Linked DNA regions of Homo sapiens: all the other regions are linked to region 2. A link is a loop called in an ENCODE intact Hi-C map of the cell type or tissue named here. Cell type or tissue: PC-3. All regions are shown on one strand.

The links. A loop is a pair of places that touch in the nucleus more often than their neighbours do. Peaks named below come from ENCODE experiments on the same cell type or tissue, not always from the same donor. Only the 100,000 strongest peaks of a DNase experiment are listed, where the experiment ranks them.
Region 1: it touches region 2 in a loop (10-fold over the local background); 109 of 110 quality-filtered maps call a loop at or near these places.
Region 3: it touches region 2 in a loop (11-fold over the local background); 85 of 110 quality-filtered maps call a loop at or near these places.

Annotation. Positions count from the first base shown.
Region 1 is chr1:16,186,314-16,190,313 of GRCh38, forward strand. No RefSeq gene overlaps it. Among named protein-coding and RNA genes, the nearest start is that of ARHGEF19, 24 kb to the right of the region's middle. In PC-3, a CTCF peak has its summit at 1,620 (motif pointing left); DNase peaks (open chromatin) are centred at 1,638 and 2,878; H3K27ac peaks cover 3,704 bases.
Region 2 is chr1:16,076,758-16,080,757 of GRCh38, forward strand. No RefSeq gene overlaps it. Among named protein-coding and RNA genes, the nearest start is that of FAM131C, 5.1 kb to the left of the region's middle. In PC-3, a CTCF peak has its summit at 2,287 (motif pointing right); DNase peaks (open chromatin) are centred at 294 and 2,334; H3K27ac peaks cover 2,249 bases.
Region 3 is chr1:16,361,500-16,365,499 of GRCh38, forward strand. No RefSeq gene overlaps it. Among named protein-coding and RNA genes, the nearest start is that of SZRD1, 3.7 kb to the right of the region's middle. RefSeq lists enhancers at 1,960-2,009, 2,080-2,229. In PC-3, a CTCF peak has its summit at 2,046 (motif pointing left); a DNase peak (open chromatin) is centred at 2,032; H3K4me3 peaks cover 251 bases.

The DNA.
Region 1 (4,000 bases), 110 kb after region 2:
GCCCACCACCACGCCCAGCTAACTTTTTGTATTTTTAGTAGAGACAGAGTTTCACCTTGTTAGCCAGGATGGTCTTGATCTCCTGACCTCATGATCTGCCCGCCTCGGCCTGCCAAAGTGCTGGGATTACAGGCATGAGCCACCATACCCTGTCAAAAAAAATTTTTTTAGAGATGATGTCTCACTATGTTGCCCAGGCTAGTCTCAAACTCCTGAGCTCAAGTGATCCTTCTGCCTCAGCCTCCCAAAGTGCTGGGATGACAGGTGTGAGCCACTGTGCCCGGCCTGGGCAGAGCTCCTCCTGAGAGCCCGTCTGAGTGGGCTCGGGTACAGCACTGGCACATCCTCCGTGTCTTCACTTCCAGCCTCTCAAGCTGTTGTGAGAATCCTGGGGGCTGGGGAACATGCTTACACTTTGAGCTGGAATCGCTGCAGAGCTAGGGTCGGGGAAGTTGTGATAGTCAAGGGCTTCGGGGAGTAGGCCTAGGTCTGGTGGGTCTGGTTTCAAAGAAGCTCTGCCTTTTACTTGCTGTGTGACTTCAGGCAAGTCACTTCTCCTCTCTGAGCTTCCCTTTCCTTCTTAGTAAAGTTTGGCTGAGTTGAACAGAACCTGCTCCTAGCAGAGTTACAAGGATTAAAGGGCATAATTGGTGCCAATGGAGTGGTAAACAACACTCAGTGCACAGTGGCGGTGATTTTTATTGTCCCCTTATTCAGTCAAGAACTTGGCATATCCGGGGCAGTGGCTCACGCCTGTAATCCCAGCACTTTGGAATGCCGAGGTGGGTAGATCACCTGAGGTCAGGAGTACGAGACCAGCCTGGCCAACATGGCAAAAACCCATCTCTGCTAAAAATACAAAAATTAGCCTGGCATGGTGGTGCATGCCTGTAATCCCAGCTACTCAGGAGGCTGAGGAAAGAGAATCGCTTGAGCCTGGGAGGCGGAAGTTGCAGTGAGCTGAGATTGTGCCACTGCACTCCAGCCTGGGTGACAGAGCGAGACTCTTAAAAAAAAAAAAAAAAAAAGGGAGGCATGGGGGGCTAGGGAAGGGATAGCATTAGGAGAAATACCTAATGTAAATAGCGGGTTGATGGGTGCAGCAAACCACCATGGCACGTGTATACCTATGTAACAAACCTCCATGTTCAACACATGTATCCCAGAAATTAAAGTATAAAAAAAATTACACCAATATAAAGAATGGATACATTATGTGAGTTACTGTGCCATGTGATAATGAAGTTCAAATTGTAAATACAACCACTAACTATTTCTGTGATTCATATTTTTATATAAGAAAAATAAAAAGAAGAAGAAGAACTTGACATGAAGGACTGGGACATCATAGGACCAAGGGGGTGGTCTCTGGAGCCTCTGAGCATGTTTCAGACTTAGGAACCCTCACAGCTGAGGCCAGGACTGGCCATGTGCTCCTGTCTCCAGGGCTCTATGCCCTCCCTTCCCTCTACCCAGCCCACTGCCCCTGCCCCTACTCCCTACCCCTGCCCCACAGACACAGCCAAGCCTCAGGAGGACTCAACCCACAGGAATGTGGGCAATGAGCAGGCTGCGCTCGGAGGACCCCGCTATCCCAGCCCTGGGCTCTGCCGCCCTCTGGTGGCTGGGCTGGGAAGGATGCTGCTCCCATTACTGCCGTTGTAGAACCGCAATTGCCCTAAAAAAATAAAATGCTGTTGCTGCTACTCATGATGATGACGATGATGGCGATGACGATGATGATGATATTCATTGCTTTATGGTTTGCCAAGTACCTTCTCCGTCAATCATAGGCTGCACCAAACAGAGTGCAGGGTTCTGGACTGAAATCAGATGGGAATGTAAGTCCCTAGTCAAGTTCCAACTGATTATGTGACCTTGGGCAAGTCATGTCACTTCCTTGAGCCTCAGACTCCTCATCTGTGGAACGGGGTGACAAAAATAGGGTTGTTATAAGGATTAAAAGACCTAACACCTGGCCGGGCGTGGTGACTCATGCCTGTAACACCAGCACTTTGGGAGGCCGAGGTAGGAGGACTGCTTGAGCTCAGGAGTTTGAGACCAGCCCGGGCAAATGGTGAAACCCCACCTCCACTAAAAATACAAAAAATAGCCAAGCATGTTGGCACATGCCTGTAATTCCAGCTACTCAGGAGGCCGAGACTTGAGAATCGCTTGAACCCAGGAGGTGGAGATTGCAGTGAGCCTAGATCACACCACTGCACTCCAGCCTGGGCGACAGAATGAGACTCTGTCAAAAACAAAACAAACAACAACAACAACAACAAACCATCTATTGAACTAAATTGGCCTCCAAAATATACCCTTCTGGAATTTAGGTGGCTATTAAAAGACCTAACACCTGGCACTTGGGTTGGAGAGAATAACATGGCTGTCGTTATATACTAATCCTTGGCCAGTCTGTCCTGGGAGATCAACTCCCCTTTGCATAGGGCTTTTTCGAAGTCCTTTTCCAAGGCATCACCTTCTTGTAGCTGCATTATCATGCCCGTTTACCAGATGAGGAAACTGAGGCTCAGAGAGGGGAAGCAGCTTGCCTAGAGCATCGTGGCTTATAAGTTAAAGCAAGACTCAAGCCAGGTCCACCTGCCTCCAAACCCGGTGCTGGACTTTCCCACACCCTGCTTTGGAAACTCTAAGGAACCTTCCAATCCCCCAAATCCTATTGCCTCATTTAAGTAAAGCAGGCCTGGTTTCTGCCTCCTTCAGTGCCCCTCTTCTCCTCCCACACCCTTCCAGCAGCCGAAACGCTAGACCCAATAGCTTACCCCTTCCTCCTTCCTGACCAGCTCCCAACCCTCAGGGCAGCTCATGAGCCAAGAGCTTGAGAGTGGCTTCCAAAGGTCATCCTCTCCACCCCGCTGTGCCCCACCCAAGCAGATGACTGTTCATCCTGTTCTTCACGCTGCTCAGGGGAAGAAATTCCCCAGCTTCACTCCCTCCACTCGCCCAGGTGTCTGAGACAGTTCCCACAGTTGGCAAACTCTGCCTTAAGTCCCACCAGAGTCCCTCCTGCTACAACGTCAGCCCATTTATTTTAGTTCTTTCTCCCAGTAGCATCAGAAATACAATCTGGGGGGAGACAAACGCCGGGAGAGTGGGATCCTGGGAAGGGGAAGGCACACTTGGGGACAGGAAGTGAGAGCAAACCCAGGTTCAAATCCCGGTCAGGGTGACAAGAGTGGCCAAGCGAGGCCAGGCGCAGTGGTTCACACCTGTAATCTTAGCACTCTGGGAGGCTGAGGGGGGCAGATCACTTGAGGTCAGAAGTTCGAGACCAGCCTGACCAACATGGTGAAACTCCGTGTCTACTAAAAATATAAAACTTAGCTGGGCGCTGTGGTGGGCGCCTGTAATCCCAGCTACTCAGGAGGCTGAGGCAGGAGAATCGCTTGAACCCAGGAGGCAGAGGTTGCAGTGACCCAGAATGGTGCCACTGCACTCTAGTCTGGGCGACAGAGTGAGACTTCATCTAAAAAAAAAAAAAAAAAGAGCGGCCCAGTGGGTCTCCTGGTGTCCAGGGCAGTCTCAGCCCAGATGGGGCAGCCCCGCCCACAGCCCGAGGGCATCCAGACCCTCCACCCCACCATACTGGCACCAAGTAGCTCAAATGAGGGAAGAGAGCTGGGGTGGGACTTGGAAGCAGAGCGGGTCTGAGGGGCAATTATGAGCTCGGGCTCAGGGTTCATGCAGAGCCGGGCTCAGACCCAGCAACAAATATTCACTGAGCTGCTCCTGGGTTCCAGGCATGGCAGTTGGCAATGAGGCCACAGCACTGGGAAGACAGCCAGAGGCCCTTTCTTCATGGATTTCACGGTCCAGTGGGGGAGACAACAGAAAACAGGTCACCACATGGATCAACAAGGAATCCCAGAGTGGCCACTCGGCTCTGCACTGTCCCCCTCCTGTCACCTCCATTTCAGCTCTCAGGATGCAGCTTCAGTGGCACCACCTCCAGGAAGCCCACCCTGACTGCCAG
Region 2 (4,000 bases):
CCATAGCCCATCTGCCCTGTGACCTTCCACTGCCCGCCCCCAGGGCCCTCTTTGCCATGCCGCTGCTGGGCTAGAGTGGAGAGGAGAGAGTGTCCAGGCTGTGCCCTTCACACCTAGCAGCCCATTCTCTTGCCATGATTTCGGGGATCCAGGCAGAACCCCCACTCCGGTGGCCTTGCTCCGAGCATGCATCAGCCCTGAGTGCCTGGCCCTGATTGGCTGGGCACTGGAGCGTGAAGAGGAGCTGCTGCAGGGTTTGATCAGAGAAAGATTAATCAAGGCCAACCATTACAGCGATGAATCAGACCAGGCCCTGCCCTGGCAGCCCTGGGGGTGGGGCGGGGACGCTGCAGGAGCCACGTGCATAAATAGCGCAGGGTCAGGGTGGACAGTGCTGCATCTCCATGCCAGCCAAGTGTGTGACAGGAGAGTCACTTCTGCCAAGGGCTATGGGGATGGCTTTCAGGCGATCGTGACCCTAGAAGCGGATTTTGAAGGTCGAGTGGGCTGTTGGTGGTAGAAGGCTCTGTGTGCACAAATGTTTGGAGGCAGGGGGCCACAGCAGACTGGCATATATGACATCCAGGGACCAGTGGGAGAGGGTGGGGCTGGACCCCTTCCCCAGGCCCCAAACATCGCAAGAAGGGCAGAGCTTGAAAAGCAGAAAGAGAACAGCATCAGAAGCCAGTCAGATCTGGGTTTGAATCCTGTGCCAAAACCAACATGCAGTAGATCCATGCTCAATAAGTATTTGCTGAATGAATGCGAGAAAGTGAGACTTGCCCAAGGTCCCATATCTAGAACGTGGGACTGGTTCAATCAGCCAGGACTGATTCAACCTTTCATTCATCCAGCAATTGCTCACTGAGCACCTGCTGTGTGACAAGCGCAGTCTGTGCCGAGATTACGACATGAATGAGACGGACAAGGGCCCCGCTCATTGGAGCTTATGGTTCTGGTGGGGGAGGCAGGTGTTAATTCAATAATGACCCAGATACATTTAGAATCACGGCCCTGGAAGCGCTCAGAAAGGAGCCCTTGAGAGTGAAGAAGAGGACTTCATCTGGTCCCAGGCATGAAAGGCACATCCAGAGAAATGACAATGACAGAGCCCACAGCTGATGGATGGGTGGGATTTAGCTAGGTAGAGAGAGGGGAGGGCCTCCAAGGCAGAGGGGCTGGGCAGAGAGGCTAGGCCATGGCCACGGTCCGGAGGTGGGAGGGAGGGACCAGGTCCTGGGAGGAGGATAGAGGTGGCAGCTCCTGCAGGGCCTCACAGTGGAATCTGGTCTTTGTCCAAAGCACATCTCTTGTTTCCTCATCTGTGAACCAAATCCCCCCTCCATTCATTCTCGGTGAGATGGAGGTGCACATGAGTTTCCAGGAGAATTCCCTGCTTTCTCTGGAGGTTTGGCCCTGCCTGGGGGGTTCCAGGGGCCAGGACTTGGGGCCTTTTGGTGGAGGCTGAGAAAGAAGGCCACAGGCTGACCTCAGAATGGGCCCACTTTCAGCTCCAGGCTCAGGACTGGGGGCTGCTGGCTGGAGTTGGGTGTCAGGTCATCTCCCTGCCTCACCCCCAGGCAACCAGCTGGACTAGGGAAAGAGAGAGAAGGGTAAACTCTCAGTCTGATGGGGGAGACAGAGCCCTCAGGGAGCTCCAAGTCTGACAGAAGAGACACGGCAACTGTGCTGGGCATGGGGACACTGAGGTGAGACCAGCCCCCTCCCTGGGAGCTTTCAGTCTGATGGGTAAAGAGGTGTTCTGGGCTGGGCACGGTGGCTCATGCCTGTAATCCCAGCACTTTAGGAGGCCGAGGCGGGTGGATCACCTGAGGTCAGGAGTTCGAGACCAGCCTGGCCAACATGGGAAAACTCAGTCTCTACTAAAGATACAAAAAAAAAAAAAAAAAAAAAAAAAAAAAGCCAGCGTGGTGACATGCACCTGTAATCCCAGCTACTCTGGGGGCTGAGACAAGAGAATCGCTTGAACCCAGGAGGCGGAGGTTGCAGTGAGCCAAGATCACGCCACTGCACTCCAGCCTGGGTGACAGAGAGGGACTCTGTCTCAAAAAAAAAAAAAAAAAAAAAAAAAAGAGGCGCCCTGAGTTCATCTCTAAAATGCCCGGCCCTGTCCTGGCCCATGGTGGCTGCTATGTGACAGGGTCCCTTCCTCAAGGTTCAGAGGGCTGGTACTCCAATTCCTAGATCTCAGGATCTCTGCAGGTAGAAGGAAGCCCCCCTGCTAGAACTGTTGCTTTTCCAGAGCTGTGAGTGTGAGGCAGCCGCTGGCCATCAGGGGGCAGCCTGAGACAGCATCATTCTCTGTTGCTTTCCTTTTCCTTCCTCCCGCCGTCTGCTGACCCAGAAAGTACCCTGCTGGTAACTCAGCCCCAGCCATGGCTCTGGGTGGTGCATGCTGCACCCTGCACAGAGGAGCCTGGCTGAGTGGGAGGGGACCAAAACCTGCCCGTGCTCTGGTCCCAAAGCCCTGAGCTCTACCGTTGTGTAGAGCTCTGTGTCTGCCCCAGGACAGGGAGGTTTTTTCCTAGCACAAAGGTGTCACTTCCTCTAAGCTGTGCACTCACAGGGTGCATCTACCCAGAGGGAAGGCCTTTTACAATTTTGCACAAAGTCTCTGTATAGCCTAGCCAGGCTCCTGAAGTCAGACAACACGTGGTCCTGACCCCCATTGTACAGATGCGGAGACTGAACCCCAGGAAAGGAACCAAGGCCAGTTAGGAGCACAGCTGGGACTGGAACACCACAGCCAGCAGGACCCGCTGCTCCAGTCTGGAGGAGTCAGGTGCTAGGTGTCACTTCTGGTGTCCTGGCCCCGCCTGGGGTTTCCCCGGGGCTAGGACTTGGGGCCTTTCTGGGGAGCCTGAGAAAGTCACAGGCCGTTCTCGGAATATGCCTACTCTCACTTCCAGGCTCCGACTGGAATTGGATGTTAGGTCAGAGCCCTCCCCAGGAAAGCAGGCTGGACTAGGTGGGATAGGCCGAGACAGAAAGTTGAGCCCCTAGTCTGATGGGGGAGACAGAGCCCTTAGGGAATTCCAAGTCTGATGCAGGAGACACAGCCATGCTGCCAGGCCCTGTCCTGAGCACTGGGAACACGGATGAATCCAGTCCCTGTGCCGGGGAAGCTCCTAGCCTGGTGAGTAAACAGGTGTTTACTCCCAGCCCCAGTGCGGCGAGAGCCCTGCTGACCAGGTCAAGCCATTAGTGGGAGCTTGAGGGGCAGTTTCAGGTGTCTGGGTTATTAACAGTGCCAATAATCGGCAGGGTGAGGTGGCTCATGCCTGTAATCCCAGCACTTTGGGAGGCTGAGGCGGGTGGATCACCTCAGGTTGGGAGTTCAAGACCAGCCTGACCAACATGGAGAAACCCCGTCTCTACTAAAAATACAAAATTAGCCGGGCACGGTGGCACATGCCTGTAGTCCCAGCTATTCGGGAGGCTGAGTCAGGAGAATCGCTTGAACTCGGGAGGCAGAGGTTGCGGTGAGCCGAGATCGCGGCATTGCACTCCAGCCTGGGCAACAAGAACGAAACTCCGTCTCAAAAAAAAAACAAACAAAATAAAACAAAACAAAACAAACAAACTAAAGAAAAACAGTACCAATAATCATCATGGCAGCTGAGGCCTTTCTGCGTGTCAGGAGCTGTCTGGAGACCCTTACCCTCCTGTCCTGTTTCACCCTCCCAGTAACTCTAGGAGGGGGAGAAGGTGGTCCAAGCCATCATCATGCTGGGGCAGCCCTTAAACTCTTGGCAGTCCCCTCTATCTTGACCTTCAGGGCGATTCTGAGCCTGGAAACCCCTGGGGCCTGAGCATCTCCCCCATTCCTGCCTCTGGACATTTGCACAAGCTGCACACCCTGTCACAATCAGTCCATACCTCACACATCCTTCGAGTCCCACAGAGGTCTTGCCTGTTTTACTCTCTGTTCACACCTTTATTCATCAAATATTGATTGAAGCAGCACCTACAATGGGTT
Region 3 (4,000 bases), 280 kb after region 2:
GAAAGTTATCTCGGCCGGGCGAGGTGGCTCACGCCTGTAATCCCAGCACTTTGGGAGGCCGAGGCGGGCAGATCACCTGAGGTCGGGAGTTCGAGACCAGCCTGACCAACATGGAGAAACTCCATTTCTACTAAAAATACAAAATTAGCCGGGTATGGTGGCGCATGCCTGTAATCCCAGCTACTCGGGAGGCTGAGGCAGGAGAATCGCTTGAACCCGCGAGGCGGAGGTTGTGGTGAGCTGAGATCATGCCATTGCACTCCAACCTGGGCAACAAGAGCGAAAATTTGTCAAAAAAAAAAAAAAAAAAAAAAAAGCTGGGCGCAGTGGCTCATGGCTGTAATCCTAGCACTTTGGGAGGCTGACGCGGGCAGATCACAAGGTCAGGACTTTGAGACCAGCCTGGCCAATATGGTGAAATCCCGTCTTTACTAAAAATACAAAAATTAGCCAGGCGTGGTGGCACGTGCCTGTAGTCCCAGCTACTCAGGAGGCTGAGGCAGAAGAATTGCTTGAACCTGGGAGGCAGAGGTTGCAGTGAGCTGAGATCACGCCATTGCACTCCAGCGTGGGCAACAGAGCAAGACAAGACACCGTCTCAAAAAAAAAAAAAAAAAAAAAGTGGACTCTCTGTCTCAGGAAAAAAAAAAGTCACCTGAGGTCAGGAGTTTGAGACCAGCCTGGCCAAGATGGAGAAACTGTCTCCACTAATAATACAATACACCGGGCTGGGCACGGTGGCTCAAACCTGTAATCCCAGCACTTCGGGAGGCCGAGGCGGGTGGATCACCTGAGGTTAGGAATTTGAGACCAGCCTGGCCAGCATGGTGATACCCGGTCTCTACTAAAAATACAAAAATTAGCCAGGCTTGGTGGCAGGCGCCTGTAATCCTAGCTACTTGGGAAGCTGAGGCAGGAGAATCGCTTGAACCCGGGAGGCAGAGCTTGTGGTGAGCCGAGATCACACCATTGCACTCCAGCCTGGGCAACAAAGCAAGATTCTGTCAAAAAAAAAAAATTAGCTGGGTATGGTGGCCCAGGCCTCTAATCTCAGCTACTCAGAAGGCTGAGGCAGGAGAATCGCTTGAATCCGGAGGATACAGTGAGCCAAGATCACGCCATTGCACTCCAACCTGGGTGACAAGAGAGAATCTCCATCTCCAAAAAAAAAAAAAAAATGCAAAAACTTAGCTGGGTGTGGTGGCACACACCTATAGTCCCAGCTACTCAGTACTCAGGAGGCTGAAGCAGGAGGGTCACTTGTGCTTGGAAGGTGGAGGTTGCAGTGAGCCATGATTGTGCCACTGTACTCCAGCCTGGTGACCGAGTGAGAGCAGAAAGAGTGAGAGAGAGAGAGAAAGACTCATGCTTTAGGGCCTCTGACAATACCTGTGTATTGTGTGCCTCAACTTTTTTTTTTTTTTTGAGACAAAGTCTCACCCTATCGGCCAGGGTGGAGTGCAATGGCATGATCTCAGCTCACTGCAACCTCCGCCTCCCAGGTTCAAGCGATTCTCCTGCCTCAGCCTCCCTAGTAGCTGAGACTACAGGCGCGTGCCATCACGCCCAGCTAATTTTTGAATTTTTAGTAGAGAAGGGGTTTCACCACGTTCAGGATGGTCTTGATCTTTTGACCTCATCTTCCACCTGCCTCGGCCTCTCAAAGTGCTGGGATTACAGGCGTGAGTCACGGTGCCAGGCCGCCACTGCCTCAACTTTTTGGGCTTATCCCTGGAAGAAGAAACTGCCACTACTTTTTCAATTTTAGAGCTAATTTGGTTCCATCCCTGATTTTACAGATGAGGAATCAGACTGAGAGAGAAGAGACTTGCCCAAGGTCACAAGGGGTCTATGTGATTAACTAAGACTGACCTCCTGGTTACCCATTTTGTGGAACAAAAACTATTTCATTTGCAGCATTTTCAGATGATTTCCAAGGTCTCCATCTTTCTTGTCTCCTTGAAAATGCAGTCCCAGAAATGCACAACTAATGCTTTTGTTAAGGGTCGTTGCCCAATATGCTAAATTGTAAGAAACCATCTCCCTCTGCTGGTAATATGGCATAACGACAAAGCTTAAATATAGGAGTCACTTGCATTTAGGAAAAACTATTGCTCCAGAACGAGGTTATGTCTGACAGTTTCTGTATACTTTTTTTTTTTTTAGACGGACTCTTGCTCTGTCGCCCAGGCTGGAGTGCAGTGGTGCGATCTCGGCTCACTGCAAGCTCTGCCTCCCAGGTTCACACCATTCTCCTGCCTCAGCCTCCCGAGTAGCTGGGACTACAGGCGCCCACCACCACACACGGCTAATTTTTTTTTTTTTTTGTATTTTTAGTAGAGACGGGGTTTCACCGTGTTAGCCAGGATGGTCTCAATCTCCTGACCTCGTGATCTGCCCGCCTTGGCCTCCCAAAGTGCTGGGATTTACAGGCGTGAGCCACCGCGCCCAGCCCCGTCTGACAGTTTCAACCACTTTGCTGTTGCCAAGACTCAGTCAGGATAATTTACTTCAACGAATGGGTTCACAGTAGAATGTATTCCAAGTAAATATAATCTCACAGAGTGAATAAGCCAAAAATCCATGAAATTGGTGAACTCAACAGAATTACTGAGTTTTTGTGTGGTTTTTTTTTTTGGTTTTTGTTTGTTTGTTTGTTTTTTGAGATGGAATCTCACTGTCACCCAGGCTGGAGTGCAGTGGCATGATCTCGGCTCACTGGAACCTCCACCTCCCGGGTTCAAGCGATTCTCCTGCCTCTGCCTCCTGAGTAGCTGGGATTACAGGCATGCGCCACCACGCCTGGCTAATTTTTGTATTTTTAGTAGAGACGGGGTTTCACCATGTTGGTCGGGCTGGTCTACGAACTCCTGACCTCGTGATCCGCCTGCCTTGGCCTCCCAAAGTGCTGGGATTACAGGCGTGAGCCACTGCGCTCGGCCGAGAATTACTTGAGTTTTAGAGACTTAAAAGCTGCTAGTGGAATATCCATGTGGAGATGGCAATAAGAAGCCTAGCTGTAAAAATCAGAATCAGAAACACCAGGTCAGTTCACAGCTAGAAGTCAACTTTGGCAGTCTTCAGCATACAGTGGGTGGCTTATACCATGAACATCTAGGTAAGAACAGTGGACTGAGGACAGACCCTGGAAATGAACAATATTTCAGAGTCAGGAAGTTGTGAAACCAGAGAATTAGTAAGCATATCACTTAAGCTTCTAAATAAAGACCAGTAACATTTAACACATGGTTGCAGTTTATGATGATAATCATTAAGAATACAAATAACAGGACGGGCAGAGTGGTTCACACCTGTAATCCCAACACTTTGGGAGATTGAGGCAGGCAGATCATCTGAGGTTAGGGGTTCCAGACCAGTCTGGCCAACATGGTGAAACCTGGCCTCTACTAAAAATACAAAAATTAGCTGGGCATAGTGGCAAGCACCTATAGTCTCAGCTACTCGGGAGGCTGAGGCAGGAGAATCACATGAACCCAGGAGGCAGAGGCTGCAATGAGCCAAGATTGCGCCACTGCACTCCAGCCTGGGCGACAGTGAGACTATGTCTAAAAAAAAAAAAAAAAGAATACAAATTATGAAATTTCACAGCAGGAAGGTTTTACTTCAGAAAGATTAATGGCATACTAAAAATACAAGAAAAAACACATTCCAAGTCAGATAACTTGGTTATAGCAGCCAAATGCAACACTACTGAATGACATGTATTTAAAACTGAGAGAAAAACAGGAACATGTCAGTAAGAATATAAACACATGGTGTTTGCTTATCTCCCTGCCTTTTTTTTTTTTTTTGAGACAGAGTCTCGCTTTGTTGCCCAGGCTGGAGTGCAATGGCGCAATCTTGGCTCACTGCAACCTCTGCCTCCTGGGTTCAAGCAACTCTCCTGCCTCAGCTTCCCAAGTAGCTGGGATTACAGGTGCTTGCCACCACATCCGGCTAATTTTTGTATCTTTAGTAGAGATGGGGTTTCACCATGTTG